Linked DNA regions of Mus musculus: all the other regions are linked to region 4. The links are chromatin loops, found by intact Hi-C in ENCODE. Cell type or tissue: heart. All regions are shown on one strand. Links, peaks and the distances in the headings refer to the core of each region. The heading gives the core; the rest is flanking DNA. Region 1 overlaps Ccdc57 (coiled-coil domain containing 57). Region 2 has its middle 3.9 kb from the start of Dus1l. Region 3 holds the start of Cd7 (CD7 antigen). Region 4 holds the start of Rac3 (Rac family small GTPase 3).

The links. A loop is a pair of places that touch in the nucleus more often than their neighbours do. Peaks named below come from ENCODE experiments on the same cell type or tissue, not always from the same donor. Only the 100,000 strongest peaks of a DNase experiment are listed, where the experiment ranks them.
Region 1: it touches region 4 in a loop (22-fold over the local background); 9 of 42 quality-filtered maps call a loop at or near these places.
Region 2: a loop joins it to region 4, with 6 times the contacts of the local background. A loop is called at or near these places in 6 of 42 quality-filtered maps.
Region 3: a loop joins it to region 4, with 17 times the contacts of the local background. A loop is called at or near these places in 9 of 42 quality-filtered maps.

Annotation. Positions count from the first base shown.
Region 1 is chr11:120,901,575-120,908,966 of GRCm38, forward strand. Ccdc57 (coiled-coil domain containing 57) reads right to left here. Exons shown (of 19, transcript NM_027745.1): 4 at 2,410-2,511; 5 at 1,949-2,106; 6 at 1,742-1,816; 7 at 301-501. Among named protein-coding and RNA genes, the nearest start is that of A430102A20Rik, 28 kb to the right of the region's middle. In heart, for the core only: a CTCF peak has its summit at 3,986 (motif pointing left); DNase peaks (open chromatin) are centred at 1,087, 1,747 and 4,087; H3K27ac peaks cover 1,404 bases.
Region 2 is chr11:120,796,614-120,804,005 of GRCm38, forward strand. No RefSeq gene overlaps it. Among named protein-coding and RNA genes, the nearest start is that of Dus1l, 3.9 kb to the left of the region's middle. In heart, for the core only: a CTCF peak has its summit at 3,580 (motif pointing left); DNase peaks (open chromatin) are centred at 3,608 and 3,858; H3K4me3 peaks cover 460 bases; H3K27ac peaks cover 1,454 bases.
Region 3 is chr11:121,037,030-121,044,421 of GRCm38, forward strand. Cd7 (CD7 antigen) reads right to left here and starts at 2,449. Exons shown (of 4, transcript NM_009854.2): 1 at 2,264-2,449; 2 at 1,007-1,321; 3 at 651-787; 4 at 1-121. The coding sequence starts at 2,336. The coding sequence ends at 14. It overlaps Gm11775 (a long non-coding RNA gene), which reads left to right and starts at 654. Exons shown (of 2, transcript XR_880372.3): 1 at 654-833. In heart, for the core only: a CTCF peak has its summit at 4,338 (motif pointing left); a DNase peak (open chromatin) is centred at 4,412; H3K27me3 peaks cover 676 bases.
Region 4 is chr11:120,717,348-120,724,739 of GRCm38, forward strand. It overlaps Lrrc45 (leucine rich repeat containing 45), which reads left to right. Exons shown (of 18, transcript NM_153545.2): 8 at 133-191; 9 at 478-555; 10 at 690-825; 11 at 897-974; 12 at 1,095-1,206; 13 at 1,303-1,373; 14 at 1,693-1,785; 15 at 2,119-2,211; 16 at 2,587-2,760; 17 at 2,839-2,986; 18 at 3,271-3,781. The coding sequence ends at 3,467. Rac3 (Rac family small GTPase 3) reads left to right here and starts at 4,121. Exons shown (of 6, transcript NM_133223.4): 1 at 4,121-4,294; 2 at 4,884-4,955; 3 at 5,162-5,279; 4 at 5,459-5,521; 5 at 5,834-5,993; 6 at 6,132-6,622. The coding sequence starts at 4,260. The coding sequence ends at 6,262. Dcxr (dicarbonyl L-xylulose reductase) reads right to left here. Exons shown (of 8, transcript NM_026428.3): 8 at 7,199-7,392. In heart, for the core only: a CTCF peak has its summit at 3,292; DNase peaks (open chromatin) are centred at 2,804, 3,354, 4,014, 4,234 and 2 weaker places; H3K4me3 peaks cover 2,078 bases; H3K27ac peaks cover 1,329 bases; H3K27me3 peaks cover 2,904 bases.

The DNA of each region.
Region 1 (7,392 bases), core at 943-5,942, 180 kb after region 4:
CATAGAACAAGTTCTGGGCCAGGTTTGCACAAATGAGGCTTTGTCTCAGAAAAACAAAAAGTGAAGGCAATAGGTTAACTTTGTTAAATACACTTATCACAAGTAAGCATAAATATAAAACTATATAATTAAAAAGAAAACATTACTAGAAATGGCAGCGGGGTCAGGGGGTCGGGGGTGGGCAGAAAGCCCCTACCCACTGCTTGCAAAATTCCATTCTAAAATGGCCCACATCTGCCTCTGCCTTGGACACAGGCACACGAGGCTGTTGGGCTGGGCCGGCCAGAGGCAGCAGCTCACTTGTCAGTAAGGGCGTTCTTCTCCTTGGCGTCCTCTGCTCTTGTGCACTCAGCCCTGCGCAGTTGTCCCTCCAGGGTTTCACAGAGGAACTGAAGCTCCAGCACCTTGGCGTCCAGCGTCTGCAGCTCCTCTGCATGGGCGCGCTTCACTGCCGCCAGCACTGTGTCTTTCTCCCTGGCTTGACGGTCAAGCTCTTCATGTCTGAAACACAGGGGAGGGTCCCGCGGTGGCTCACTCAGTGCCCTGGAACCTTCCAAAGTGTTTGCCATCCTTTTCTTACACTACAGCTGTCCCTGACAAGATGGCTGACTCTGCAGGAGTAACTTGTGGGCGCGCTAGCTCTTCCCATGTAAGCAGATCTTCTTAGGTGCCGGGCTCTCGGAGGCCCCCAAAGCTCACACAGATACCAAAGCAGATTCACAAAACACTCCTAACAACCTACGCTTGACCAGCCATGGAAAACAGATGCCACCTGCCTCTCAGATGGGCAGACTCCTGAGCACTCCCTTAGTGTATCAGTTTGTCCGTACTGCACAAATAGTGGCATGAGAAAACACAAGAGAAAATTTCTTCCCCTCCCAAGTGTAACTGGGCAGCCTGAGTGTGTGGTGTGTGGTAGCTACAGTTACTGTTCCCTTTAGAAGAGAGAGTAAATGCGTCTTGCTGAGTCCACACTGAGCTTCCAGCTGGCATCCCCGCCCCACTCCTCGTTGACCGACTCCTTACTGTCCCAGCACCTCCCGAACCCTGCAGTACTGGGGGGAGGAGCAATGCTTTAACTGCATGGCTGAAGCTCCGCCTTGAGGCAGCACACCACCACTTCCTGGGTGTCCCAGACCTGGCAACGTGAAGAGCCTGCTGCAGTCAGAGGGACAGAATCCAGAGTCTACATCAGCAATAGTAGGGGGACATCAGCATGGCAAAGCTTGAGGCGATCGTCTAAAACTTATACACTAGCTAGTAAGACAGCCAAGGTCTAAATGTTAACGCTTAATTTTTAAATACTTATTTACCTAGTATGGAGGCATATGTGTGGAGTCAGTTCTCTCCTTTTACCACATGGGTTCCAGGGATGGAACTCAGGTCACCAGCTATGGTGACAAGTGACTTTATCCACAAAGCCATCTCATTTACCCATAAAAGTTAAAATTTAACTAAGGTTATATTTTTAAAAGCCTGTTTTAGACACTGGAGACTAAATCCAGAGTTTTCAACATTCTTAGTTTGTGTTTTATCAATGACCTGAATTGGACTCTTGGTCCTTAAAAAGTTTAAGCTTGGAGACACCGGATGCCTAACCCTCTCTGAGGAAGGAGAGCATGGTGCCAGCCACAGCAGCGTCCCAGCTCAGGCTGCCCGCCCACCTGCCACAGGGCTCTTGTCTCCAGTAAGCAAGATCTAGACTCTTTTCCAGTGGCACCACCCAGGCAGAAATACGCACTTCCTCCTGAAAGTCTCCTCAGCTTTCTTCTTGGCCAGCTGTGCCGAGTAAAGCTTCTTCTCCAAGCCCTTTATCCTAAACAGAAACCGTATCAGTAAAGAGCAGTTACGTAAGAGATCAAAGAGTAGAACGGAAAGATGCCAGGAAGGCAACGCCACCAGATCTAGTCCTTACGGCCACAATGCCTGGAGAACAGAACCTACGCACCGAGCGTCCTTCACGGCCTCCAGATCCTGGAGTTCCCGGGCACGCTCCTGCAGCTTCCTCTCTAATTCCACGTGTTCTGCTTCTGCCTTCTGCAGACTCTCTGCTGCCCGTGCTCCAGCGTCTCTCAGAGCTTGCAGCTCTTTGTTTAGTAGTTTTATCTGAGAAAGATTGAAAAGTTCCAGGAGAGGAGATGGGTAAAAGGAACAGTGTGAAGCCTGGCGTGGTCCCAGCGCTCGGCAGGCACAGGCAGGCGGAGCTCTAAGTTCAAGGCCAGCCTGGTCTACAGAGTGAGTTCCAAGATAGACGGGACTACACAGAGAAACCCTGTCTCAACAAACAAACAAACAAACAGACAGACTGACTGACTGACTGACTGACTAACAAAGGAACAGCATGGTATTCTGCAGCACTGGGTAATTAAAGTTGCAATGGTGATTCGAAGCCCAGGGCCAGCCAGTTACCTTGAGCTCATGTGTCAGGACTACGTTGCTCATGTCGTCAGCCCTCAGCTGGAACTCATGCTCTCTTCTCTGCATTTTAGATTCAAACTCCAGCAGCAGCTCCTGGGACAAAAGAGCCAGGAGTGAAGGAGAGTGGCTGCCGCCAAGGCCTCAGCTTAGGTGTGAGACTGACACACAGTGTGAATCACGGTTTTATACTACAAACAAAGTTTTCTGTTCTACAGATAAACTGCTTACCTCTATTTCCCTACCACCACTCTTCAATATCTGTACATCTATACACGCTTTTAATCCCAGCACTCAGGAGGCAGAGGCAAGCGGATTTCTGAGTTTGAGGCCAGCCTGGTCTACAGAGTGAGTTCTAGGACAGCCAAGGCTACACAGAGAAACCCTGTCTCGAAAAACAAACAAAACCAACCAACCAACCAACGACAGAACAACAAAAATTCTCAGGTAAAATGGGGTCATAGATGAAACCATTTTAAGAAGCCTCTCTCTGAGGGATGACTGTAACTCTTGCAGTTCGGTGAGCACCCAGGTTGCAGCCATTGCTGTCAGGCTAGCATATATTCCCTTCTGCAAACTTCCTTCTCATTTCTGACATGATGAGGTCTGCCACGGGGTCCTCGGTTGATACGAGAGTTTGGATCCTCCAGTTACTAGCAAGCCAAAAAACCTAATTTCTATATTTCTGGGGCCAGGTACTTAATCTCATTTTTGATCAGCACAGAGCCAGAGCCCCTGGAAGGACTGAGTGCTCAGGCACATATGCCAGCCCTAGTCCTGGGCCCTGCCCTGCCCTGCCCTCCACCAGACTCCAGCCCTGAAGGACAGACTGAGGGAGGACAGATGCAGCTCTGAGGGAGTTGTCCCCACCCTTACCCCATGAAGCACCATCCAGCCCTGGTAGACAGGTGCACTGTGTGAGTTCTGCAGCAACAGGTCTCACTTTCTGGCTCAGGAAACTGCAGAAAGCACAACTAGAAGTTATATTTCACTTTTTCAATCCCTTGAAAGGTAAATGTGAAATATATAGTCACGTGAGTGACCCTTATTGGAATTAGAATATTAAAATCATTACTATAATTATAAAATCATGGCTGAATGCTTGCCTGTTATGTGTGGTGCCTTGGGTTCTATTCCAAGCATAGGGACAAATGAAAGACAAAAGGAAGGAAAGAAGAAAGAAAGGAAGGAAGGGAGGGAGGGAGGGAGGGAGGGAGGGAGGGAGGGAAAAAGGAAAGGAAAGGAGAAGAGAGGAGAAGGGAGGGGAGAGGGGAAGGGAGGGGAGAGGAGAGGAGGGGAGGGGAGAGGAGAGAAGGATGGTGAGTTAGTAGAACCTACCTGTAAACAGAGAACCTGGGAGGCAAAGATAGAGAAGATCCCCTCAAGTTCTGGGCAGCCTTGGCTACATGTTAGGAATCTGTCTCAAAGGACAAAACCAAAGCAACCAACTAACCAAACAGCAACAAATCCACAGAATTTGAAACAGTTTTTTCTGAACAAAATCCACAGAGGAAGTTCTGCAGGTTGTGGCCACCAGAGAGCAGAGTTCCATGCTAAGTCAAGCCTGTGCTGCCACCTTCTGGTCTTGCTGGACAGTGTGACAGGCAGCCATGACCTGTCTCCACTGTGCTCTTGTCAATGTTCTGGGGACCGTGTCTCTGGATAAACCATGGGACCTCACACAACAGTCTGTCACTCTGTCTCCTTGCACACATTCTTTGTCTCAACAACTGGCAGTCATCCTCTGTGGCACCTGCCTCTTCCATCAGGCCCATCAGAGCTCAGGGTCAGATGTCCCCACTGGCTCCCCTTCTGGGCATGCTCATATCTGCAGGGGCCTACTACCCCATCAGCCTGCTGGCTACTTCTCCCATGCCTGGCCCAGTAAGTCCGCAATCATGTATGTCACTGCTCTACACAAACACTCAACAGTTTCCCATGGTGCCAAAGTCTTTAAAGGCTCTGAAGGCCGAGCTCCACTTTGGACATTCGTCCTCTGAACTTGAACTCTATCTTCTAGGTATCTCCGAGCACATGGGCAGGTTCTTGTCTTCCTCCTCCTGAACTCTCTTCTGCACCCTCACCAACGTCTGTGGCTCCTCTTGCCCACTCACTGTACTTGACTCCTGACCCTCCCGTCTCATCACATCTATAGGCAGTTAACTGTCTCAAGGTGTTCTTCCCTCTATAAGGGCAAGCATGGCAGGTATGACTGACAGGCATGACAGGTATGACAGGAATGACAGGGATCCGTGCGCAATCCCAAGCCTGAAGAGCTACCAGCATGCAGCATGCATTCAGAAACATTTCTGAAATGAGTGGGTAAATTTCCTCCAATGTCTTGTGAGCCTGTGACTATCCAATAAGAAAAAGGATTTTCTCTGGTTCACAGTACGTGATAACTGACCAGTCAGTTACTAGTTATAAACTTGCCTCAACTTATAAGAGAAAAATCATTATTTCATTGAATTGGTTCTATTTACAAGGGTGACCAACATGTGAGATTCTGGCCCAACAACAGAAAAGAGCAATTGAGCAAAAGAGTTGTTGGTCTTTAAGATTCTGTGTTAACACAACTCTCTGCTCACAACTACCCAGAAGGCCAAGACTGTTCCAGGCCAGATCAGGCTGCTATAGGCAGACTGCCCCGGGCTGCAGAAGGCTGCCTCAGGCTGGCTATTCCAACCCACCAGGGGCAGACCTTTCCCTAGCCTCCTGCGGCAGAGCTGGCACAGTAGCATGTAAGGCTTGGTGCTTCCAGAGATAGGGCTAGGGACACCTGAGTGTGCTCCACTGAGTCTGCACAAACTAATCACTCAGCCGCCTTTCCCAGCTAGAGACTCTCTTGAAGCTCCCTTGGTGACTTTGGTACCACTGCGAGAGTGTCATTTCTTAGACACAACAGTTGCTGAGTTGTTTTTGGTGGTTGTGTTGCTGCTAACTTTTTAGACAGGTTCTCATTTTGTAGGCCAAGTTGGCCTTAAACTCACAGTGATTCCCCTGCCTCAGCCTCCCAAGTATTTATTAAGATTTCTTGCTACTTTGAACCACCACATCTGGTACAATTAATCTTTTCTTGACTACATTATTTCCAGGCTTTGGCTCAATGTGCAAGACTCTTGGCTGTTTCCGAAGTCAAACTGGTCATTCCCACTCCACTCCGCATTCTCTTAAAGGCACGATCGACCGCTCATCAGACCCAGATAGATGCCCTGACAGGGAAAGCTAGGTGGGAACGGCAGGAGGTGATAGAGACCTCAGGCGATGGGTAGGGTGAGCAGGAAAAAAGAGTTCTTGGGAGGCAGGCTTCTCCTCCCACCCCCCAGACAGGGTTTCTCTGTGTAGCCCTGGCTGTCCTGGAACTCACTTTGTAGACCAGGCTGGCCTCGAATTCAGAAATCCGTCTGCCTCTGCCTCCTGAGTGCTGGGATTAAAGGCATCTAAAGTCATCTAGAAGCTCGTTTAATTAGGGGAAACAAAGGTTATTTAGGCCTTTGGGGGGTGAGTAGGGGCTGGGGGATGAACTGGGCCAGGGTACTGGAAATGCCTTATTTGCAAAAGGAGGAGTTCCAGGTGATGACCTTATAAGGAGAGAGGAAGTTTAACCTGTGTCTTGGCCACCAGGCTATGTGACTACCTCAAAGGTCACAGGGATCAAAGCATGGGTCTATGTGTGCTGGGACTTGCGGACCCACGGCAGGTTTATAAGAGGTTCTGTCTTGAGAACTGCTCTTCTCAGTGTGTCAGATCCTCTGGAACTGGAGTTACAGACAATTGTGAGCTGCTCTGTGGGTGCTGGGAACTGAACTCAGCTCCCCTGGAAGAACAGCCAGTGCTCTTAACTGCTGAGCCATCATCTCTTCAGTCCCTAGAAGTACATATTCACACACCTGGATACAGCTACTGAGATGGTAAATGTCTCTTCCTCTGTCCATAAGGTCCAGTAGTAGTAGTCTTGCTTTTGGCTGGCAAGGCTGAAATATATCTGCACTATCCTACCTGAGGCTTTTATTGGCTCCCAGATCCATTCTGCAGTTTAGCTCACAGGGATCTTGACTTTTCCACATGAGGGCCTCACATTGGTCTGTCACACTGTCCTCGCTTGCTTCTGTTACTGTGATAAAACACTTGATCAAAACCAGCTTGGGGAGCAAGGGCTCGCTCAGTAAGAGGTTCTATACAGTCCATCATTAAGAAGCCAACACAGGAAGAAGCAGACACCATGGAGAAATGCTGCTTGTTGACTTGTTGGCTTCCCCTGGACTGCTCTTTCTTCTACAGCCCAGGATCACCTGCCCAAGGCTGGCACTGCCCACAGTGAGCTGGGGCCCTCGTTAACTAGCAATCAAGACAATGTCCCACACGTGCCATTGGCCAATCTGATGAAAGCAACTCTCTGTCAGAGACCATCCCGTGAGAAAGTGAGCCCTTCACAATCTCCCTAGCAGGCCAAATGGCCTTGTACTGAGAGCTGGTTGTCACCCCCCTTTCCTCCCTATTCCTTTCCTGGCACCTGAGGCTGTAAAAGCTGAATTATAGTCCCCTCTTCCCTATCTCTTCCTGAGTTCCCATGCCATCCAAGGACATGAGTTACGCCTGAGCCTAGCCTGACCCCCAAGGCTGTCAAGGAGGATCGATGTTCCAGAGATAAGATCCAGAGTGCCCGCTGCCTGGCGCCTGACTTCGGCCCCCATGTCAGCAGATGCCCACTTCTTTGTTCTTTGTATAATTCTCCCTCGACCCCTCCCATATTCCCCGCGATGTATGCTTTAAAAAGAAGGCACCTCAGCCTAATAAACGAGACCTTGATAGGTTCAATCTACTTGGTCCTCCGACTCTTCTTTCTTTTACTCCCATTTCCTTCCAGGTTTGCGGTCCCCCTCGCACCCACGAATAACTGAGTCCCGCGGGACGGGATAAGTGGCGCCCAACGTGGGGCGAGGTCCGGATCGTAATTCCTAATCAGTGGAGGTTCCA
Region 2 (7,392 bases), core at 983-5,982, 79 kb after region 4:
CGCAATCCAGGAGCAGCCCTTGGTTCTGCAGACACAAGACGTAAATTTAGTACACCACCACAATAGGAAACGAGATAAAGAATTATTACTTCAGATCCTGGGTAGAAAAGGCTACAGCAGGCCAGGCCTTTGTCGAGTAATGAGTCGCTTGCTAGAGGGAAGGAACATGCATAAAGAGATATGGGGCCGGGCAGTGGTGGCTCATGCCTTTAATCCCAGCACTTAGGAGGCAGAGGCCTGGCAGATTTCTGAGTTCGAGGCCAGCCCGGTCTACAGAGTGAGTTCCAGGACAGCCAGGGCTATACAGAGAAACCCTCCCCAGCTCTCAAAAACAAAAATAAAAAAAGTTCTCTCCTAAGTTCTTTTTGTCAGGGTATTTTAAACAGGAAACCAAACTATGGCCGTAAACTGTTACTGTTTTAATAGTAGTGATGTATTTCACTGAGAGAGATCTACCAGACTCTGCCTCCCAACACAGAATTCAAGGCCTGAACCGCCATGTCTGAGTTGTTTGACCACTCTTTAATCCTTCTACACTGCTTCCATGCACCTCGAGTTTTCAGAATCCAGAGTTTGTATCGTGCAACTCACATGCTTCCAGCCTTTCCCTCTGTGGTCAGACTTCCAACTCCACAAACCATTGAGTCCTGCTCTCCAGCCTTGGAACAATTGCTGATACATACTTTATAATGATATATGTATGTATAATGATACATGTATAACGGTATAATGATATAATGTAATATATATGCATTACTCAAGCCATTTATGATACTTTAATTTTCTGCCTTGTAAGGAAATGACAGGAAGCTGGGTGGTGACACCACACCTTTGATCCCAGCACTCAGGAGGCAGAGGCAGGAGCAGCTCTGTGAGTTGGAGGCCAGCCTGATTTAGATCAGAGCTAATTCAGGATAGCCAGGGCTACACAAAGAAACCTTATCTCGAAAAATAAAATAAAAAATAAATAAAGTAAATAAGAGGGGCAGGAGAGATGGCTCTGAGGTTAAGAGTACTAGTTGCTCTTCCAGAGGTCCTGAGGTCAGTTCCCAACACCCACAAGGCAGCTTACAACTGTCTGTAACTATAGTCTTATGGTTTCCAATGCCCTCTTCTTTTTTTTGGGGGGGGGGGGTTTCGAGACAGGCTCCCAATGCCCTCTTGTGTGCAGACATACATACCGATAAAACACCATATACAAGCCGGGCATGGTGGTGCACGCCTTTAATCCCAGCACTAGGGAGGCAGAACTCTGAGTTCGAGGCCAGCCTAGTCTACAGAGTGAGCTCCAGGACAGCCAAGGCTATACAGAGAAACCCTGTCTCAAAAAACCAAAAACCAACCAACCAACCAAAAGACCCACCATATATATATATATGTATATATATATATTCATACATATATATATATATATATATATAAACTAATTAATTTTTTAAAAAAACAAAGAAAATGAAAGAAGAAACTGCACAGCCACAAGCGGACATGACCCACAGCCGGACATGACATGATGGTGCACACCTTGAATCCCTCCAGGTCCCTGGCAGGCGGATCTCTGAGTTCACGGACAGCCTGGTTTACAGAGTGAGTTCCAGGACAGTCTGGGGTACACAAAGAAACCCTGTCTCAAAAAAGCAACACACACACAAAAAAAGTATGCCCCTTACATTTATCCACTTACAGTGTTATGGTCTGACACCTCAGGACAGCTGTAGCCAGTCTGTCCCATGTCTGCCAGCTATTTCATATTGTTGCTGTAACATGCCTCTCAGTCATTGACACAGAGAAGTGACTTGGCGTAGACGGAGAACATGCTGACCACATATCCTGCTTTGTTCTGAATGTTCTGTATGTGGTTTGCTAATCTTAAGAATTCCACGAAGCTTTGTGTAAGACCTATCAAATCAAAGGTCAATAGGAATTGCTATGTCTAAAATATCTTAAGTAAGAACTTCCTGCACCTGTGTGTGAATTCACTGTGGTTTTTTTTTTCCCCTTATAAGATGACAGAAAAATATGCCCATTGTCATTGTTCAGATAATTCTGAGCTATGTCCTTGCTCTGACCAGTTTCTGGGTGTGCATTCAATAAACTATTCTTGCTTAACTGAAGTCAGTGTTCACATGGTTTGTGCGGTGATTCTTGAACCCCAAGGATAGCAGTTCTGGCACTCTTGATCTTGTCTATAGATCTGAGCTTCTACCTGGTACAATTGCCCCTTGAGCTAAAGTTTCTTCTTCTTCTTCTTCTTCTTCTTCTTCTTCTTCTTCTTCTTCTTCTTCTTCTTCTTCTTCTTCTCCTTCTCCTTCTCCTTCTCCTTCTCCTTCTCCTTCTCCTTCTCCTTCTCCTTCTCCTTCTCCTTCTCCTTCTCCTTCCCCCTTCCCTCCTCCTCCTCCTCCTCCTCCTCCTCCTCCTCCTCCTCCTCCTCCTCCTCCTCCTCCTCCTCCTCCTCCTCCTCCTCCTCTTCTTCTTCTTCTTCTTCTTCTTCTTCTTCTTCTTCTTCTTCTTCTTCTTCTTCTTCTTCTTCTTCTTCTTCTTCCTCCTCCTCCTTGTTTTTTTTTGAGACAGGACAGGGTTTCTCTGTGTTGCCCTGGCTGTCCTGGAACTCAGTCTGTAGACCAGGCTGGCTCAAACTCAGAAACCCACCTGCCTCTGCCTCCCAAATGCTGGGATTAAAAGCATGGGCCGGGCTGGTGAGATGGCTCAGTGGGTAAGGGCACCCGACTGCTCTTCCGAAGGTCAGGAGTTCAAATCCCAGCAACCACATGGTGGCTCACAACCATCTGTAACGAGATCTGACTCCCTCTTCTGGAGTGTCTGAGGACAGCTACAGTGTACGTACATTAAAAAAAAAAAAAAAAAAAAAAAAAGAGTGTGGGCCACCACTGCCCAGCCAAAAATATCTCTGTCTTTATAGATCTGCGAGATCAATAGTCTCAGTTTCCCTTGTTTATAAATCTCTGAAACCAAAAAACTAAGAAGAAGGGAAGAAAGAAAACAAAAGCAAACAAAGAAAGAAAAGACAAGGAGACAACAGCTGGACTTGGTTACACACACTTGTAGTTCCAGCCAGCCTGGAACTCTCCATCCTCCTGAGTGTTGAGACTGCAAACATGCCACCACACTTCAGCTCTGGCTGGTTTTCTTGGTGTTCTTACTCTTTGAGTTTGCTGAACTTCTTTCATCCATAAATTTTTTTTTCAGAAATATTTCAGCCATTCCTTTTTTTATTTTCCTTAACGGGGTCTCTAACCCAGGTTGGCCTTGAACTAGGTTTCTAGCTGAGGATCTGAAGATAAACTTGAATTCCTATTCCTTGGGTGTCCCCACCTGCCAAGTACTTCATTTACGCTGTGCTGGAAATCAAACTCAAGGCTTGAATGTATTGGGCAATCGCTCTACCAGCTCAGTCACATCCCCGGACCTTTCTTACTTTCCCCCCCTACGCTTCTTTTGTCTATGCAACAGCCTAAGTTTCCATTGTCGACAGAGTTTTGCCTGGAGTGCTGCTTTGTTTTCTGAGATCCCTTGGCTGAGCAAGGGCGTTCTCGGCTCTTAGGTTGGTCTGCCCCCTAGTGGAGCCTTCCAGCACTGTTTGTTAGCTGAGGCAGCACAGGCCACCCCAGCGTCAATAACTGGTGACCGGGAAGGGGCAGCCTGTGATTTCCACTCATCTCTCTTGGCAGGGACTCAGTGTCTTACTTTAAGGCTGGGTAAAGACGCTGAGGCTGGGTTCCTCTTCTTGCCTCCCCAGAGCTGAACTTCCAACATCCAGAGGGCACTTAGTGAGAAAGGATCCTGGCAGATGATTTAAGGCAGAGCTGGGTGGTGAGCCTTTGATAGTCTGTGCCCTGGAGGAGGGGCTTGTCCTTAGCTGCACCCATCTAGAGTGGAGCTTGCATCACGTGGGCAGAGAGGAGGGATGGGTCAAGGCAAGTGCCCCAACTCACTCCCTTCCTGGCAGGATTTGGTAGATTTTCCTGAACGCTGTTTCTCCTTTGGCTGAGAGTCCTCAGAACAAGTTCCAGGACTTTCAATAACTTTCTGGAGACTTCTCACCAGAAAAGGCTGCTTTGCTGGGGACAGCCCTCTGAACCCCTCTGGCCACCGGCGTGTGGGGCCTTATAGTTCAGTATGACTCACACAGATGCCCAGATGTTTTCAGGGTCTGCCAAGATGTGCCTTTGTTCCCTTCTCCAGTTTTCCTTTTTGAAACAGGGTCTCACTATGTATCCTTAGCTGGCCTGGAATTTGGTAAATCAGCCTGTTTCTGCCTCCTAGGAGCTAGGATGAAAGTGCTTGGGCGGTGTGTGCTGCTGTGCCTAGAAACAAGATCTCAACAGCAACAGCAGCTCTAAGGACTACCCCTTATGTCTCCCTCTCTCACCCATCCTTCCTAATACACAGACATGGCGTTATCATGGAGTTTTCAAACAGGGTCTCTCTCAATGGCTGACTTGGAACTTACTCTGTAGCCCAGACTAGCCTCAAACTCATGGTGGTCTTCTTGTTTCAGGCACCCAAGGATTAAAGGTGCGCTCCACCATCCTGAGCTTACCTGACTTTCCCATTTGTTGACTTGAAGTTCATGTCTCCTTTCCGTACTCATGCCTCTCTTTTGGACACACGCAGTCCATTTGTTCTGTCAGTCACATAGAGTAGATATGTAGGCCATCTCCAACATTTTTCAACTTTACATTGTTTTACAATGAATGTGTGTGTTTGTATGCACATGTGTATATGCGTGTGTATGTGTGTGTGCGTGTGTATGTATGTGCATGTGTGTGTACATGTGTATGTGTGTGCTCATGTATGTGTGTGCATGTACATATATATGTGTGTGCATGCATGTATGCATGTGTGTGTATGCAGGTATATGTGCATGTGTGTATGTGTGTATATGTGTGTGCATGTGTATAAATGTGTATATCTTTGTGTATGTGTGTTCATGTATGTGCATGCGTGTGGTGTGTGTGCATGTAAGTGTACTTGGGACACTTTCCAAGAAGTTCAAACACAGAGGTGATTTTTCTGTGTGCTGCCAAATCTCCCCCTTGAGACCCTTTGTTCTACGCCTCCCAGTCAGGTTGCTTATGCCAGTTTCCCTGTAAGCTCCACAGCACTCTGAGGTTATGTTTGCAACTGTGTCAACCTGACAGATAAGGAGCCATCCTCCTGGTTGTGATTATCATTTTTTATTTCCCTTATAATGAGAGGTTGAACATCGTTTTATATGGTTCGAGGTCTAATTGACTATTATTTTATTTATAAATCCCTTCTTAAACAGCTTCATGGAGGCATAATTAATATTTTTAAAATATATACAAAGTGGCAATTACATGTTTATAGATACCAGTATATACAAGTGAAACTGTTACAGTCAGATAATGAAAGTGTTTATCGCTACTCCCGGTTTCCCTGTGCCCTTCTCCAACTCTCTTCATCCATGACATGTTTGTTGCTTTATATGTGAACCTCTGTAGGGCTTTATTCACATGGAACTGTGTCAAGTTTTTGGTCTTTCCATGGCTGAGCAGTATACTTTTATGGAACATTCTAAAATGTGTTTCTCCATTCACCTGTTTATGAATCTGGATTGGTTTCTCCAACAGTTGCTATGAATGTTCTTGTCAAATCTTCATGTGGACAGAAGAATAAATTATTTATTTATTTTTGGTTTTTCGAGACAAGGTTTCTCTGTGTAGCCCTGGCTGTCCTGGAACTCACTTTGTAGACCAGACTGGCCTCAAACTCAGAAATCCACCTGCCTCTGCTTCCCAAGTGCTGGGATTAAAGGTGTGTACCACCACCGCCCAGCAGAGGGTAATTTATATACCTAGGAGCAGAATGGCAGATCATATATGCTTTTAAATGGATTTCATGTAGGCCAGGCTAGCCTCAAATTCTTTATGTAGCCAAGGATAACCTAGAATTCTTGATCGATTCCTCCTACCCTTCTACCCAAATGAGTGCTAGGGTTACAGATATGTGCCACTATATCTGAATTCTTTTTCTTTCTTGTTTTTTGTTTTTGTTTTTCAAGACAGGGTTTCTCTGTATAGCCCTGGCTGTCCTAGAACTCACTTTGTAGACCAGGCTGGCCTCAACGAACTCAGAAATTCGCCTGCCTCTGCCTCCCGAGTGCTGGGCTCAAAGGCGTGCACCACCACGCCCGGCTTTATATCTGAATTCTTGTGTCTGTCAGCATTTTCTCCTCCTCCTCCTCAGTGGTGTGTGTGTGTGTGTGTGTGTGTGTGTGTGTGTGTGTGTGTGTGTGTGTGTGTATAAAAGGATTTATTTGGCTTATTCCTCCCAATAACAGTCCGTTATGAAAGGACGTCAGGGCAGGTTTCAGAGACCTGGAGTCAGGAACTGAAGCAGAGGCCACAGAGGAGCACAGCTTGCTGCCAATGTGCAGCCCTGAGCCATGTCCACACATCTGTCTGGGACTTCTTTGGTGGCTGCTGTGGACTCTGCATTACCAACATAAGTACCCAGTCCCTGAGGCCATCTCACCCATCCAGTGAAGCATGTGAGCCATTGCCTCTCTGTGCTTCTGCTCTATATATTCTACCTAAACTGTCTCTGTCAGAAAAGAGAAGAGAAGAGAAGAGAAGAGAAGAGAAGAGAAGAGAAGAGAAGAGAAGAGAAGAGAGAAGAAAGGAGAAGAGAGGAGAAGAGAAAGGATTTAGGGGGTCAGAGACATGGTTTAGCAGTTAAGAGCACTGACTGCTCTCCTAGTCCTTAGTTCAATTCCCAGCAACCACATGGTGGCTCACCACCATCTGTAATAGGATCTGATGCCTTTTTTTTTTTTTTTTTTTTTGGTTTTTCGAGACAGGGTTTCTCTTTATAGCTCTGGCTGTCCTGGAGCTCACTTTGTAGACCAGGCTGGCCTCGAACTCAGAAATCCGCCTGCCTCTGCCTCCCGAGTGCTGGGATTAAAGGCGTGTGCCACCACGCCCGGCGGATCTGATGCCTTTTTCTGGTGTCTGAAGACAGCTATGGTGTACTTATATAAATTATATAAATACATACATACATAAGGGATTTATTGTATGTGAATGAGTATTTGCCTGGACATACGTTGGCCTGTGGAGGTTGGAAGATGGTGGGGGATTCCCTGGAACTGGAGTTGTGAGCTGCCAGGTAGGTTCTGGGAAACAAACTCAGGTCCTCTGGAGGAACAGTCAGTGCTCTTAACTCCTGAGCTATCTCTCCAGCCCCCAAAACTGTCTTAAACGTTCCTCTGTGTACACTCAGAATTGTGTGATGCTCGATCATTGCTTTTACCCCATTTTCCTTTGAGACAGGGTCTCCTCTATGTACCGGAAGATGATCTTCCCGCCTCACCTCCCAAGTGGTGGGGAGCAGGCCACCATACCCAGCTCT
Region 3 (7,392 bases), core at 1,376-6,375, 320 kb after region 4:
CAGGCAGAGGGGTTCACTGGTACTGGTTGGGGATGCATGGCGTCTTGCGGTTGCTGTAGGACATGTCTTCATACACTACGCACGGAGATTCCTTAATCCCTGAGGCACACAGTTTCTTGATCTGAAAAGATAGCCTGTTGTCACCCAGGCACTGGCCAACATGGTGACCTGGGCAAAGTACCCCTGTCTCCAAGTAACCCCTTTATTCAACAACACACAGCTTTCCCAGACCCGGGGGAATGATCAGTTTTCATCCACCTCTGGCAGAATCAACGGCAGGGAGGGCCCAGGGCAAACAGTCGAGTGGTTAGAAGAGCTGACCATTGTCAGGACCTTTCTCACACAGCACATGGTGACTCAAAGACATTAACTCCTATCCCAGAAGTTCCGAATTCCTACATTCACACAGGTCCACGCACATAGTGCACACACACACACACACACACACGCATGCACACACAGGCACATACACATGTTCACACACTCATTTTGGGGCCTGGTTAGAAGCCCCACTTTCTCCCTCTCGGCTTCACTCTCCCATTCTGTGTCCCTGAGAGATGCCTCACCCAAGGGTTCTCTGCATCTTATCATGTGCATCCTGACTGATCTCTGCCTTAAGCCTGTGATAATAGCCGTAGGCTCACACTGACCTGTATCTTCCTCAGCATGCTGCACACCACCCCAAGGAGCAGCCCGGTGAAGAAGAAGCCTACAGCAATGGCAGCTGGGAAGGAAAATGATGTCTGCAGAGGTTCCTGGGATCTGTATGCTTCTTGGGATGATTTTTCTGGGAAAATGAACACAAAGCCATTGGTAGGAGAGGACACAAGCAGGTGAGGTGGGGATCCTCATTGGAGGCCTTGAGGTTCAAGCCAGGTGTGGGCACCATTAGGAGGTTTCCAGGAAGAAATGGGCTCTGAGCAGACAGCTCCAACAAGTGCAAAGAAGGTCTCTAGCAGCCAGTGGGCTCCTGGCCTGGCCAACAGTCAGATGGGCACATCCTTACCTTTCACCACAACCGTGGTGAACAAGCCACGGGCACTGACTTTCCTGACAGCCTCGCAGGTGTAGTCTCCAGTGTCTGCCAGCTGGAGGGAGCTTATGGTGATGGTCAGGTTCTTCTGGGAACCAGAGAAATTAATTCGGCCTGAGAAGGTCCTGTCTACTGTGGGCTCCTGCCGGTCTTCAAAGTAAATCACATTGTAAGCCTGAGGCCAGATCTTCTTCATTAAGATCCCTTCCAGGTGCCCTCTTGTAGAGCAGGTGATGTTGACAGAATCCCCCTCAGAGGCAATCGTGAGTCGGGGGGACTGGTGTACGTCTGTGAAGAACCAGCCAGTTAGCACCAAGCTGGCGCACAGCACACGGTGACTCAAACACGCTAACACGTATCTCAGAGGCTCCACAGATCCTACATTCATGTATGTCCTTGCACACTCTTGAGCATCTCTCACAGCACCCGCACCCGCATGCTCACACATGCTGTCTCATTTTGCTGTGCACAGGGGCTGCACTCTCTACACCTCCAGGTTTCTTTCTCCCATTTTGTATTCCTGTGAGATGCCTCCTCCATCACACCCCTCTCTGCAGAAATGCTATAGGAACTTGGCAACTTTGTTGCATCTCAACACAAGGACTTCCCTTTTGACTACTCCCCACCCTGGCTGTACTCTTTCTTTCTCTTTTAAGTGAGTCAGTCACTCCCAGACAGCCATAGTCCTATCTCCTCTTTGCCTACTCTTTCCGATGCTGGTTTCTTCATCACCCTCCTTCCCCCCATCATTTCTAGGCATCCAGAGCCTGTGGCTCTGCGCAAGGGGCACATGTTGACTTGTTCATGGGATACTCACTCTTTCAGATTCCAGCCCCGTTTGCCGTGCCTGGCACCCACACCACCCACTTTCCTGTAGGCAAGACTGAGTACAAACCTCAGCATCTCACAGAATGAACACTATGCTGGTTTTGCACAAGAATTGTGCCTGGGAGCCTGAGCCTCCCATAATCTTATTGTAGATCTTTTACACCTTACCACAAGACTTCCCACAGACAGCTGCTCTGAAAGGGAACTGAAGAACACAGTTCTCACAAGCACCAAGGGTAGATGTTAGTCCTGTAAACTAAAGCTTTCAAGTCTCTGCTTTTCCACGGAGCTGGGACTATTCCAGGTCTAAGACTAAGACTTGGGGAAGTCAAGTCAGGGCCAACCCTTCCCCAGGTGGGTGTGTGAGATGCTCTCTGGGAGCCCTGCTACAGGGATGCTTACCTTGGGCATCCAGGGGGCCAGGCAGGATTCCGGCCAGTGTAAGCAGCAAAGCCAGCACTGCCTGCTGAGTCATGACGCCCAAATCCAGGTGATCTGAGCCAAATCAGCCACTCTGGCTACAACACATTACTGAGCACTGTGAAAGTTCACACCAAAAACCCTGAGAGGAAGAAACAGGGGTGTGGCAGTTCAATGCGATTGGTGGTGAAGCTCCGAGGGAGGGCTTCCTGAAGATGAAGGTGGAGCTTGGTGGGCAGGGAACACAACAAGCCAGGTGGAGGAAGCCACCTGACCCCAACTGTCCTCCCTGGCTGGTTGGCTGGCCCACATCTTTATCATCTTTAACCAAGAGTCTCCACAGGAGACGTCAAGAGGAAGAAGAAATAAGAACTAGTCCTGTAACCTGGAAGAAAAATTAGAGGGACTTAAAGGTTTAGAGGCCGGGAGGGAGTTGAAGTTTCCTCTGGTCTTTTGTGTCATTTTCTGCTGGGATGTGTTCAGGTCTGTGGTCTCACCTGTTGTCTGGACACACTGGGGTTTCAGCCTGACACAGCATACCCAGTAGCCTTGGCTGTGGTTGCCTTGGCGGCCTGGGTGATCCTTCCTTAGAAGCATGATTGAGCCAGATCTGCTAGGCCAAAGGGCGGCTAGGAGCCCCTTCAATAGCAATCTGCCTTCTGGGACAAAACCGAGGGCCCTGTGTCTGGTTCCCAGGTTGGGGGAGAGCTAGGACTCTTGTCAACCATGAGTTTTATTGCTGGTACCAGAGCCAGTGTGTCACACTGAGGGGTGAGTTTGTGTGTGTGTGTGTGTACAGTGTCACATAGGGACTCAAAGCAGTTCCTCCGGGGTCCTACTCTAAGGGGGAAGATGCTCCCCCTGTAGGTGGGTTTGGAATGCTATGGTGTAGACAGGGGTGCCATGCGGGGTACTTGAGGGCACATGGGAGAGGGACTCAGGTAAAGGAAGGTCAAAGTTGGAAGATTTTAGGAACAAAGGGTTGGGGAGGGACAGGTCACCTGTGGTAACACAGGGACAGCAGGTATGGAACTGTGCAGCCTGAGAATATTGGAGAGAAATACGAGGGGAGCTGGGTCAGGTGGGCAGTAAAGAAATCAGCACCTAGCCCCCAGGGGAGAAGTTCATGGAAAGACAGACTTTACAGGGAAGTAAGAACAGTCAAAGACCTAGACCTAGTCTCCTTCCTAGGATGCCCGTGGCCACACCAGGGGCACATGGACTGGAGTGCTGCCACCTCTGCAGGGCTGACCTTGATGTGGTCTTCGTGCATCGACACTTTTGACTGTTTGGGGCACCATGCCTCAAGTTTCAGAGATCATAGACACACAGGGCCCTATGGGCTGTGCCTAAGGGCTCCAGGGCTCCAGGAGGAGGTGATGACCCAAACCCCAGTGCATTTATTTTGATTGAAGAGGCACAGACTCTGTGCATCTGGGTGCTGGGCGGTAGCATCAGATGCACTGTGGTTGTGACTCTGGAGGCCACTGTCATCAGGCAGGGTCTTCTCCACTGGGCCATCTCTCCAGCTCACCAGGCAGCGTCTTTAGCTCGGGGCTTCATTTTCAGGTCTCAGCTCGAGTGGTTTTTGTTGTTGTTGCTGTTTTGTGAGATAAGGTTTCTCTGTGTAGCCCAGGCTATCCTGGAACTCACTCTGTAGACCAGGTTGGCATCAAACTCTGAGACTCACCTGCCTCTGCCTCCCAAATGCTGGGACTAAAAGCATGCACCATCAGCCAGGCTCAAATGATATTCTGTGGGTTTGTTTCTAACAATCATATCTTCCAGAAGTTGACTGTTTCCTTGGTTTACTGTTCTCGTTTAATGATCAGAATCACAGATGCTTATCTGAAGACTGGGTTATGGAGTATGTAGGAGGCAAACTCACCCAAGTTTGGATTACAATAAGACACGATATGGGTCCAAGAGAAACAGAGGGTGGAGATGGAGATGAGGGAGGGTGAGGATCTGTAGAGAGGTCCCTGGGGAGAGCAAGCTCCAGAAATTCTTTGTTCCTTAGGGCTCCCTGTAAGGCAGGTCAACTCTGCCCCCTTGTGGTGAGAGCCCAACGACAGCTGGGTCACCAGAGTTTATTACTGAGTCATGAAGTCTCCTGAAGAAAAGCTGGCGTGGTGTGGCCCTTGCAGACACTGCAGAGGATTAGGGTGTGGAGAGGCTCTGAGATGAGTGATTCAGCTGAAGGCACGATGCCCAGTTGTGTGCTCTCTCTCCCTCTCCTCCCTCCTCCTCCTCTACCCCTTCCCCCTTTCTCCCTTTCTCTCCCCACAGTCTCACTGGATCATCCTGGCTGGAATAAAACTCCCTATGTAGATCAGAGACACCCCCCTGCCTCTGCCTTCCAAGTGCTGGGATTTAAAGATGTGTACCACCGCCTATAAATGGCAGAGGCAGTGGACCCTGAAGGTCAAGTGATGTGAGGAGTAAAGCCTGGGGCTTTCAGGGGTTGCACTTTTTTTTTTTTTTCTTTTTAGCAGCAGCTGACTTTCCAGCAGTGCTGGGTAAGTCTGTCTCTTATTTACTGTGGCTTCACTCTAATGTGCGGCTTTGCTCTGTGGGCTCCTTTTCTCTGAATTTTGCTGTGCGTGTGAATGCATGGCCACACACAGGTTCCATCATAGACGTGTCCAGTGTCCTTGAGCAAAACATTGCATGGCTATTTCTCAGAACCTAAATGAATGAAACTTTCCCTCCCTGAGTGTGGTGGAGGGAGGTTTAGAAGTCTCTGGAAGCTAAGCAGGAAGCTCAGAAAGTTGTAAGATTCAGGAGGCTCCTCTCCAAAGTTATAGAAGCAGAAAAAAAAATGCTATGGAAAAGACTCTAGCCAGGCATCGGTGGTGCACACTTTTTTTTTTTTTTTTTTTGGACAGGGTTTCTCTGTATAGCCCTGGCTGTCCTGGAACTCACTTTGTAGACCAGCCTGGCCTCGAACTCAGAAATCTGCCTGCCTCTGCCTCCCAAATGCTGGGATTAAAGGCGTGTGCCACCACTGCCAGGCTGTGGTGCACACCTTTAATCCCAGCACTTGGGAGGCAGAAGAAGATGGATCTCTGAATTGAGGTCAGCCTAGTCTATAGAGTGAGTTCCAGGACAGCCAGGGCTATACAGAGAAACTTTCTCGTTAAAAGCTGACATACAGAGAGAGAGAGAGACAGACAGACAGACAGACAGACAGTGTTTTGGTAGTGGCTTCGAGTTGGGGACAGGCCCAGAGACTAATAAAACCAAAGATGAACTCAGGGAAAACAGCTGTAGAGATGCTGTGGTGAAGAGACGCAAGCTGAGGCCAATCTGTCAGAAGATGGAGAATTCTCAGAGCCACCTCTTCCTGTGGGGTAGAGAATGGATGGTCTGATTTTTTTGTTGTTGTGGTATTGCTGGTGGTCACATGCTCACTGTAATGGGACCATCTGAGAATGGAGCATCTTTGGGGGGAATCCCATGATAGCTGTCTTCCTCTGTGCGGTGTACAGTTGCACGTCCCCTTGATGAATCACAGGCTGCTCCCTGGGATGGCCAGTGAAAGATTATATTAATTGCCTTGGGAGTACCCATCTTGATTCTGGGCAGGGCCATTCCCTGAGCAGGAGATCCTGGACTACAAAAAAAAAAAAAAAAAAAAAAAAAAAAAAAAAGAAATAAAAAGGCAAATTGATCCCACGGACAGCATTTTCTGCTTCCTGTCTTCCAGTATGAGGAGACCACTGCTTCAAGCTTCTGCTGCCTCAGCTTCCCCACTGTGATGGATTCTTTGTTGAACTGCTGTGCAAGACCATCCTGAGATAGACTGCTACAGTCTTAATGAGTTCACCTGGACCCACTAGCAACACTGAATTGACTGTAGCAGCTGAGTTGTGGACTGTAGCAGCTGAGTTGTGGACTGTAGCAGCTGAGTTGTGGACTGTAGCAGCTGAGTTGTGGACTGTAGCAGCTGAGTTGTGGACTGTAGCAGCTGAGTTGTGGACTGTAGCAGCTGAGTTGTGGACTGTAGCAGCTGAGTTGTGGACTGTAGCAGCTGAGTTTGTCAACCTTCCAGTTCCCTCACAGATGGAGGGAGGGGTGGGAAGGATTGGGCTTCCTAGTCCACGTCTAGGTGTGAGTGTAGCACAGCTGAGTAGAATCTTAAGTTTGGAGGTGGTTCTCAGTGGATGTGTGGCTCCTTGCTCATATCATAGGCTGCGTATGTGCAATATATATCAGAACAAGGGTTTCAGGCTGCCCAGTGCAAACTTAGACATGAGTTGTGTGCAAGCCCAAACCAAGTGGAGTCCCAGGCTGCTAAGCTGTTCCCTATACTGCCTGTCCCATCCCTAGGGTATGTTTTTAAACCGGCAAGACTTTTGTTATCCTGTTATTTCTGTTCCCAGCCCCTTTAAGTCACTTTACCTTCTCCTAAAGGGCCACACTCTTCTCAAAGGACACATTCAACTCAACCGCTGCAGAAGACTTTCCTGGCTCTCCCCACCCTATATTCCCAGCTATGCTAACCCACTTACCTGTTACCATTCAAAGGGACTGTCCTTGTTAGAATGTCCATGGCTGTGATGAAACATTGTAATGGAAAGCAAGTTGGGGAGGAAAGGGTTTAGCTGGCTTACATGTCACATCCATCCTGTCCATCACTGAAGGAAGCCAGCAGGGCAGGAACTGGGAGGCAGGAGCTGATGCTTTGAAGGAATGCTGCTTACTGGCTTGCTTCTCCAGGCTTGCTCAGCCTGCTTTGTTATAGATCCCAGGACCACCATAGCTGGATAGCTCCACTCACGATGGGCTGGGCCCACTTTCATCAATCACTAAGAAAATGCCCTACAGGCTTGTCTATGGCCTGATTATGGAAGCATTTTGCAACTGGGGTTCCCTCCCTTGCCAGAATATGGATCCAATTAATAATTTCCCTCTACGAGCACTCCCAATGGAACCTCTATCTCACTAGAGTGCAAGCCTTGTCAGATATTGGCATTTTAATCCAGGCCCCACCTGTATTAAGGATACCAAGTATAGAGAAAAGTCCATTCCCATGGGCACGCTCATCATACAGGGACATCATTCTATTACACAGGGCAAAAAGAATCAGTCTCTGTCTCTCTTTCTCC
Region 4 (7,392 bases), core at 900-5,899:
GTCCACCCTCCCTCTGAATGTAGTGAGGTCAAGACAACTGAGTCCCTTGCACCAGGACTGTGTCGATGCAGGTCCTGTCCCTGACCAGGGTAGGCTCTGCTTCTAATGGCGTTTGACTGACTTTGTCCCCAGTTTCTGGATTTGATGGAGACAATAGACAAGCAACGAGAAGAGATGGCCAGAGATAGCCGGTGAGTGAGCTCTGGAGCTGCAGGAAGCAGGACCACAGCTCAGCTTGGGTACCTGTGTCTTGGTGCCTGGCTTCACCTCCCCTGAGCCCTGTGTGTTAACAGGCCTGAGAACAAGGTCATTGCTTTCAAGCAAGTTGGCTGGCAGTTAGTGGCAGATGTGGAGTGCTTGGCTCTGGACCTGGTGAACCCGGGATGGTGTGGAGAACAACAATTGCCGCCGAGGCTGAGGAAAGCCACGTGGTTGCCCCGGGATTTAGATTTCCTAGAACCGCTTCTCTGTCCACAGGGCATCAGCAGTACGGGTTGGGCAGCTTCAGGAAGCCCTCAACGAGAGGCAGTCCATCATCAATGCTCTCAAAGCCAAGTAAGGCAGAGGAGGGAGGGACAGTGCTTCCTGGGATTTGACTAGAGGCTTGATAGGAGTGAGAGCAGAAGACCTTTGCCAAGCAGGTGGCGTTCTTGATGGAGCTGGACTGAGAGTGAGCTTCCTCTTTGTAGACTGCAGATGACAGAGGCTGCTCTGGCTCTGTCAGAACAGAAGGTCCGGGACCTGGGGGAACTGCTGGTCGCCGGAGACCAGGAACGGCAGAGCCTGTCCCAAAGACATGAGAAGGAACGCAAGCTGGAGCGGCAGGTGCATTGTGTTGCATTGGTTGGTGGACGGAAGTGTATGACAGCGGCCTAACCCTTGCCCTTCTCTCCCAGGAAGCTGCAGATCGGGAGTCCAAGTTACTCAGGGACCTGTCTGCTGCCAGCGAAAAGAACCTGCTGCTTAGAAGCCAGGTATGAGGGGCACGGGTGTGAGAGGTATGGCCAAAATGGGGATAGAGCCAGCTACCCAGAGAGCCCAGGGTGGTGTAGCAGGGCTGGGTGAAGCTTCCTCTAGTGTTGCCTGCTGCTCAGGTGGATGAGTTGGAGCGGAAGGCGAGGTCACAGCAGGAGCAGCTGTTTCTGACCAAGCAGGAGCTGACTAACACGTCGGCCGAGTTGAAGATCCGTGCTATTCAGGCTGAGGGTAAGCATGGACGGGCTTGGCACTAAGGGGTCAAGGAGCTCCAGGGACAAGACGCCTTCAGAGCAGATTCACAGCCCTTCCCCACTGGGCCTCCAGAGCGCTTGGATGTGGAGAAGAGGAGAGCCAAACAGAACATGGAAGACTTGGAAAAGCTACACTCCAAGGAGGTGCTGTCTTATAGATGCCCTTGGCGCTCCTGCCTCCACTTGGGGCCTGCAGACTGGCCCTGTGTGGCGCAGTACTCCCAGTGCATGCCCCTGGCCGGCAGACCTCGAGGTGGTGAGGCCGCAGTTGTAGGTACCCATAGTTCAGGCAGCGGTGGACTTGCTGTTTGTGCTCCCCAGTCAGAGCCTCTGTCCTTGGTGCCCACTAGGACCCTCAGGGCAGGCCTTTGCCAAGTGATACCCTACATCCTGAGTAGGGATTCCATGGGGTGAGTGCCAGGGGAACTGGTGTCGGCTAGCCCTGACTCCCTCACTCGGACAGGTGGATCATATGACTCGTCACCTGGAGGAGAGTGAGAGGGCCATGCAGGAGAGGGTTCAGAGACTAGAGGCCCTGCGGCTGTCTCTGGAGGAGGTGAGGCCACTCAGACCCTGGGTGCAGTGCAGCATGGTATTCATGGCCTTAGTACCCTAGGACATCCCATAGTCTCAGCCTTGCTAGGTCTCAATGTGAGGATCCACCCATGAGTGTCCCTAAAAGGTCAGGGACTAAAAGTGACATTCGGGCCTGAGCAAGGAATGTCTGTGTGGTTCTGAGGAGACTTGTGGAGAAGTTTCCCCAGCCTGGCTGCTCGGTAGCCTGGAAGGAGCCCTGGGTCAGTGTGTGTGTGTGTGTGTGTGTGTGTGTGTGTGTGTGTGTGTGTAGGGGGTCTGGAGGATGGGCTAGTGACAGCCATCTGCCATGCAGGAGCTGAGCCGCATGAAGGCTGCAGTGCTCAGCGAGCGTGGCCAAGCTGAGGAGGAGCTCATCAAAGCCAGGAACCAGGCCCGCTTGGAGGAGGTGAGCATGGGCCACAGGTAGGCAGGGCCGACCATAGTACGAGGGCCAGACTGGGGCTGTGGGCCTCAGGCCTGGAATTCGGAGAGATTCCAGGAGCCATTGGGGCTGTGGTGCTTCCAATACTTCACAGTCAAGAGGAAGGCTAGAAATGAGTTAGTAGAGCTGACATAGAGTCGACTCAAGGGCCAGGAGTTCAGTGGGAGACGCTTCTGGATGCAGGATGAGTTTATTACTAGTAATTGTATGGCACCATGCAGCCCTGTCCTCGATCCCTGCAGAGAGGTGGCCAGTCCACTGGCAGACCATATCTGTCCCTCCAGTCTTGAGCTCAGACTGGGAGTCCTTCATGTGTAGCAACAATTCCCACACCCACAGCAACACCGCCTTGCTCATCTGGAGGAAAAGATCCGGCTGTTGGCACAGGCAAGGGACGAGGCTCAGGGCACCTGCGTGCAGCAGAAGCAGATGGTAGCCGAGTCCCAGGCACGGGTCAGCCAGCTGAACCTGCAGATGGAGGGGCAGCAGCGGCGTCTGGAGGAGCTGCAACAGGTAGCCTGGCATCAAGGGGCACAGACACCAGGAGTTTGCATCCAGGCCATGATCTCACCCTCCCCAACCCCATCCCAGGAGCTGATCAACAAAGACCAAGAAAAAGTGGCCGAAGTGGCCAGGGTCAGAGTAGAGCTGCAGGAACAGATGGGCCGTATGCAGGCTGACCTGGTGGCCCAGGAGGCGCTGAGAGAGAAGGTGGCAGCCCTGGAGCGTCAAATGAAAGGTTAGCACATGTCACCTGGGCAGCTGAGTTTGGCGGGGGTAAAAGTGGGGGAATTTCCTTTCTAAAGACCCAGCCCCCCCCCCCCCCCTTTTTGAGACAGGGTTTCTCTGTGTAGCCCTGGCTGCCCTATAACTCACTCTGTAGACCAGGCTGGCCTTCGAACTCAGATCTGCCTGCCTCTGCCTTCCAAGAGCTATTATTATTAAAGGTGTGCCGCACCACCTCATGGCTGCAGGAAGGCAAGACACCTACTACCCCCTCCTTATTGAGTCTCTCTCTTGCAGTGATCGGGAGTGAACACCGGGAGGCGCTGTTGGACAGAGAGAGTGAGAACGCATCTCTCCGAGAGAAGCTGCGGCTCAAAGAGGCAGAAATCTCCCGTATCCGGGACGAAGAGGCCCAGAGGGCAAGCTTCCTGCAAAACGCTGTCTTGGCTTACGTGCAGGGGTCCCCTCTGAGAGCCTTGAGTCCCCCTAAATGAAGGGAAGCGGGAGAACCGAAGCGCCCAGCGAGGGTAGAAATGCTGCATCCCATTCTCAAGGGCAGGCCCGGGGTCCAAAAAGCATCAGCTGCAGTTGCAGGGCAGGGTTCTGTCAACATCGGTGCTCAGCGGCACACCTGCCGGTCCAAGGGACTTCATCCACAGTTCACCGTTAGCATAGGCGCGATGAAGCATACAGGATCGCGCTCAGACAACCCGGTCCCAGAACCACAAACAGGACAGGACAGCGGTGGGAGGAAGCAGACTCCCCAATGGCAGGGTGGAAATACAGAACTTTTGTACTTGGTGATAAATTCTCGTCCAGTTCCTTTCTGCACCAGTTGCCCCAACCGCGAAAATGACTACTGGGTCACTCTGATTGCTCTCAGGCAACTAGGAAGGCCACCTCTGTAGTGGGTCGTAGACACGAGGGTTTCTCGGCTGCAGGGTGGGCTGGTGTCCCTGTTAAGCATCAGTCTCGGCCGCCCCGGCGCATCCATTTCTGTGGCGTCGCCAACCTGAGCTACACCGTGGCACGTCCTTGTTCCTGGGTGCGGACCCTCAGCCTGAGCCTTCGGGGTCCAAGGACTGGCTGGGGCTCCGCCCCCGCCGCAGCTCGCCCCTTGCCCCGCCCCGCCTGCGCGCACTCGGCTGTCTTCGCACCCGACACTCGGCGGTGCTCGGCTGTCTCCGGCCGCTCGCTCGGCGTTCGGGTCCGCGGCCGCTGCGGCGCCGGGCATTTCTCCGCAGCTCGGCTCGCGGCCGCGCCCGCCGCCGCCCGGCCCCGCGCCCATGCAGGCCATCAAGTGCGTGGTGGTTGGCGATGGGTGAGTGCGCTGTCCCGAGCCGCAGGGGCGGAGGGGCTGGTAGGCGGCTACGGGGTGCGGCTCGGCGGGGCGGGGCAGACAGACGCGCGGGGTCCAGGCGAGGCAGCTCTGCCGCGCCCCCACCACAGCTCGGCCGCGTGCGTCCAGGGACTGATGGGGTGGGGTCAAGCTGAAGCTATCCACTTCTTCCAGCCCGGGCACACCTGATGCTGCCCGGCCTCTGCCCGGTGCTCTCAGTGGGTGGGGCGGGGGCCTCACCTGTGCTGATTCCTGGGTGGCTCCACCCTCGCGCCAGCCACCCAAGGTGCTGGAGCTCTGACGCCCCTGTGCGTTGCGGCGTGCCCTATCCAGGGTTGTGAGCCCTTGCAGCCGCGCCCACTACTGTGCTCCCTCGTAGGCTAGCCTGCTCTGGTCGTTTTCTATTAGTCCCAGGTGGCCGCAGATTTACCGAGCTACGACCTATCCACCCCACCCCAGTCACCCAAAGTAACCTCTAGCTCTGTAGGAGCGTGCTGTCCTTGCCGGGGGTGGGGGAAGAAGGGGCGGAGGCTCGGTCCTTGATCCACGTGGGCTGAACCTCTTTCTACAGTGCCGTGGGGAAGACGTGCCTGCTGATCAGCTACACGACCAACGCCTTCCCAGGAGAATATATCCCCACAGTGTGAGTGCATGGGGATCGGGAGGTAGCCGGGGCTGGCCACTAGAGGCCAGGCACACGTGCATGGGACCTCCCAAGGTTCCAGGGCTGGTTCAAGTGACCCTGGTTCTGGGTTTCCGTGGTGAGGTGGGGTGCTGGCCAGAGTTTGGGTTCTGTCTGGGCACCAGTAGCCTGGCATCCCTGCCCAGCCTAGCCTTTCTACTTCGCAGTTTCGACAACTACTCAGCCAACGTGATGGTGGATGGGAAGCCAGTTAACCTGGGGCTGTGGGACACTGCTGGCCAGGAAGACTACGATAGGCTTCGGCCACTCTCCTATCCTCAAACAGTAGGCGGCAAGAGGGCCGACTCTGGGAGTGGGGTGGTTCCCAAAATGGAGTGGGGAGCTAGCCTTGGAACTAGCCTCGAACTCTGGGTGTAGGGTGGTTCCTGAATGGAATGGGGAGCTAGCCTTGTCTACCTGCAAGGACATCCTTTGGTCACTTCTGTCTGTCCCTCCCTCTGAAGGATGTCTTTCTGATCTGCTTCTCCCTGGTGAGCCCAGCCTCCTTTGAGAATGTCCGTGCCAAGGTAGGTGGGTCTAGGCAGAAGGCACACCCCTCTGCCAGGGATCTTTTCTGCTGAGGGAGGCACTGAAAACATCAGGGTATCGGGGAGGACAGCTCACCTCTGGCCATGGGCCCTGACAGGAGCTGTGGGCAGTCTCAAGCCTCCCTGGGTGGGTATCTTTGTTTACTGCCAAACCCTACAGACTCCTAGTCACTCTGTAAAGCGGGAAGAGCCAAGTGTGTCAGAGAAAAATGTTCAGGAGCTGAGGCCTTCTTTGGGCAGATTGGAGGCCCCGCCCCCAGGCCTGTAGGGTCAGAACCTCCGTTCCCACAGTGGTACCCAGAGGTGCGGCACCACTGCCCACACACACCCATCCTTCTGGTGGGCACCAAGCTGGACCTCCGTGATGACAAGGATACGATTGAACGGCTGCGGGACAAGAAGCTGGCACCCATAACCTACCCCCAAGGCCTGGCCATGGCCCGAGAGATTGGTGAGAAAGCATGGACCTAAGGTTGGGACTATTCCTTTCTTATGCCCCTCCCCACCCCACCCTCCCCACCCCTGCCATCCACAGCTACCCCTCTGCTGTGCCCTTCCTCACAGTCTACCCTCCCCACAATGCTACTAGGTTCCGTCAAGTACCTGGAGTGCTCAGCTCTGACCCAGAGAGGTCTGAAGACAGTGTTCGACGAGGCCATCCGGGCTGTGCTCTGCCCACCTCCAGTGAAAAAGCCAGGCAAGAAGTGCACTGTATTCTAGAGCCTTGCCTGGCCAGCCTGGCTGCAGAGCGCTGGCTCAAGTAGGCGCTCGTGTTGAGCTGTGTGATGTCCCTGAGTCTGCTGTGGGGAGTGGTGTGGGTGGGCAGGGGAAGCATGAGGACAAGGCTGGGGTGATGGGGTCCTGTCCCCTATGCCTCCTTTTTCTGGGATATAGCTCCAGCCTTCCCTGGTCCCTATGGGAGGCCAGGAGGGAGCCGGGTCTCCCTCAGGGTTGCAGGGGTGGGTCCAGGGCAGCCCCAGGATGGGCTTCCCTGGAGGGAAGGGTGGGGGTGGTTTTGTTCATCATGTCCCAGGAAAGGGCGGCCCCTTCTTATTTTATACAATAAACATTCACCACCTCCTTTGTCTCGCTGTCTGCCCTACTTTCTGCCCTGGTGCTTGCCCCAGCCATTTCCCTAAAGGGGTGGGGGGCAAAAGAGTCTGAAATCCCTAAACAGTGCCCCGGACTATACATTTCCAAAGGAACTCTTGAGCTTAACACACCCTAGGTGAGGGAAAAGGCATACTTCGCTGCATACAGGATGGTCTCCGTGTGCAAACCTGGGGCCTGGTGGGAACGGAGTCGGGGCTGGGGGTGGGGGGGCTTCAGCGGCTCTCATTGAGCTGGCCAGACCAGTCTGTAAAGAGGTTGACCCAACTCTGGCTAGTATGAGGTGGGGTGGGCAGGGGTGGGGGAAGCCCAGGAGGGCCCAAAGTTTTGGTCTGGCAACTTGAACTTCATCTCAGAGGCTATAGGCCATCCCAGGAGTGCACATGAGACCAGAGGACGCCCTGCAGGGACATTCTTCTCCTGGAGATGCACCCAAGTGGTTCATGCTGACTGAGAGGGCTGGTTGTTAGGTTTTTGGTTTTTTTTGTTTGTTTGTATGTTTGTTTGTTTTCAGGAAGTTTGCCAGCCAGTGAAACAGCTCTTATTAATAATTAAATCATATCAGTTTGTAATTAGTTGTGCTGAGAACAAAATTAACAAATTCTTCACTTCCTTGATTAATATATGTCGCTAGCCTCTATATCTCATGACAGTGTGTGTATGGGGTGCTACTATGGACCCCCTCAGCTCCATGTCCCCCTCAACTCCTCATCAAATGATGTCAGATAAACAGTTTAAAA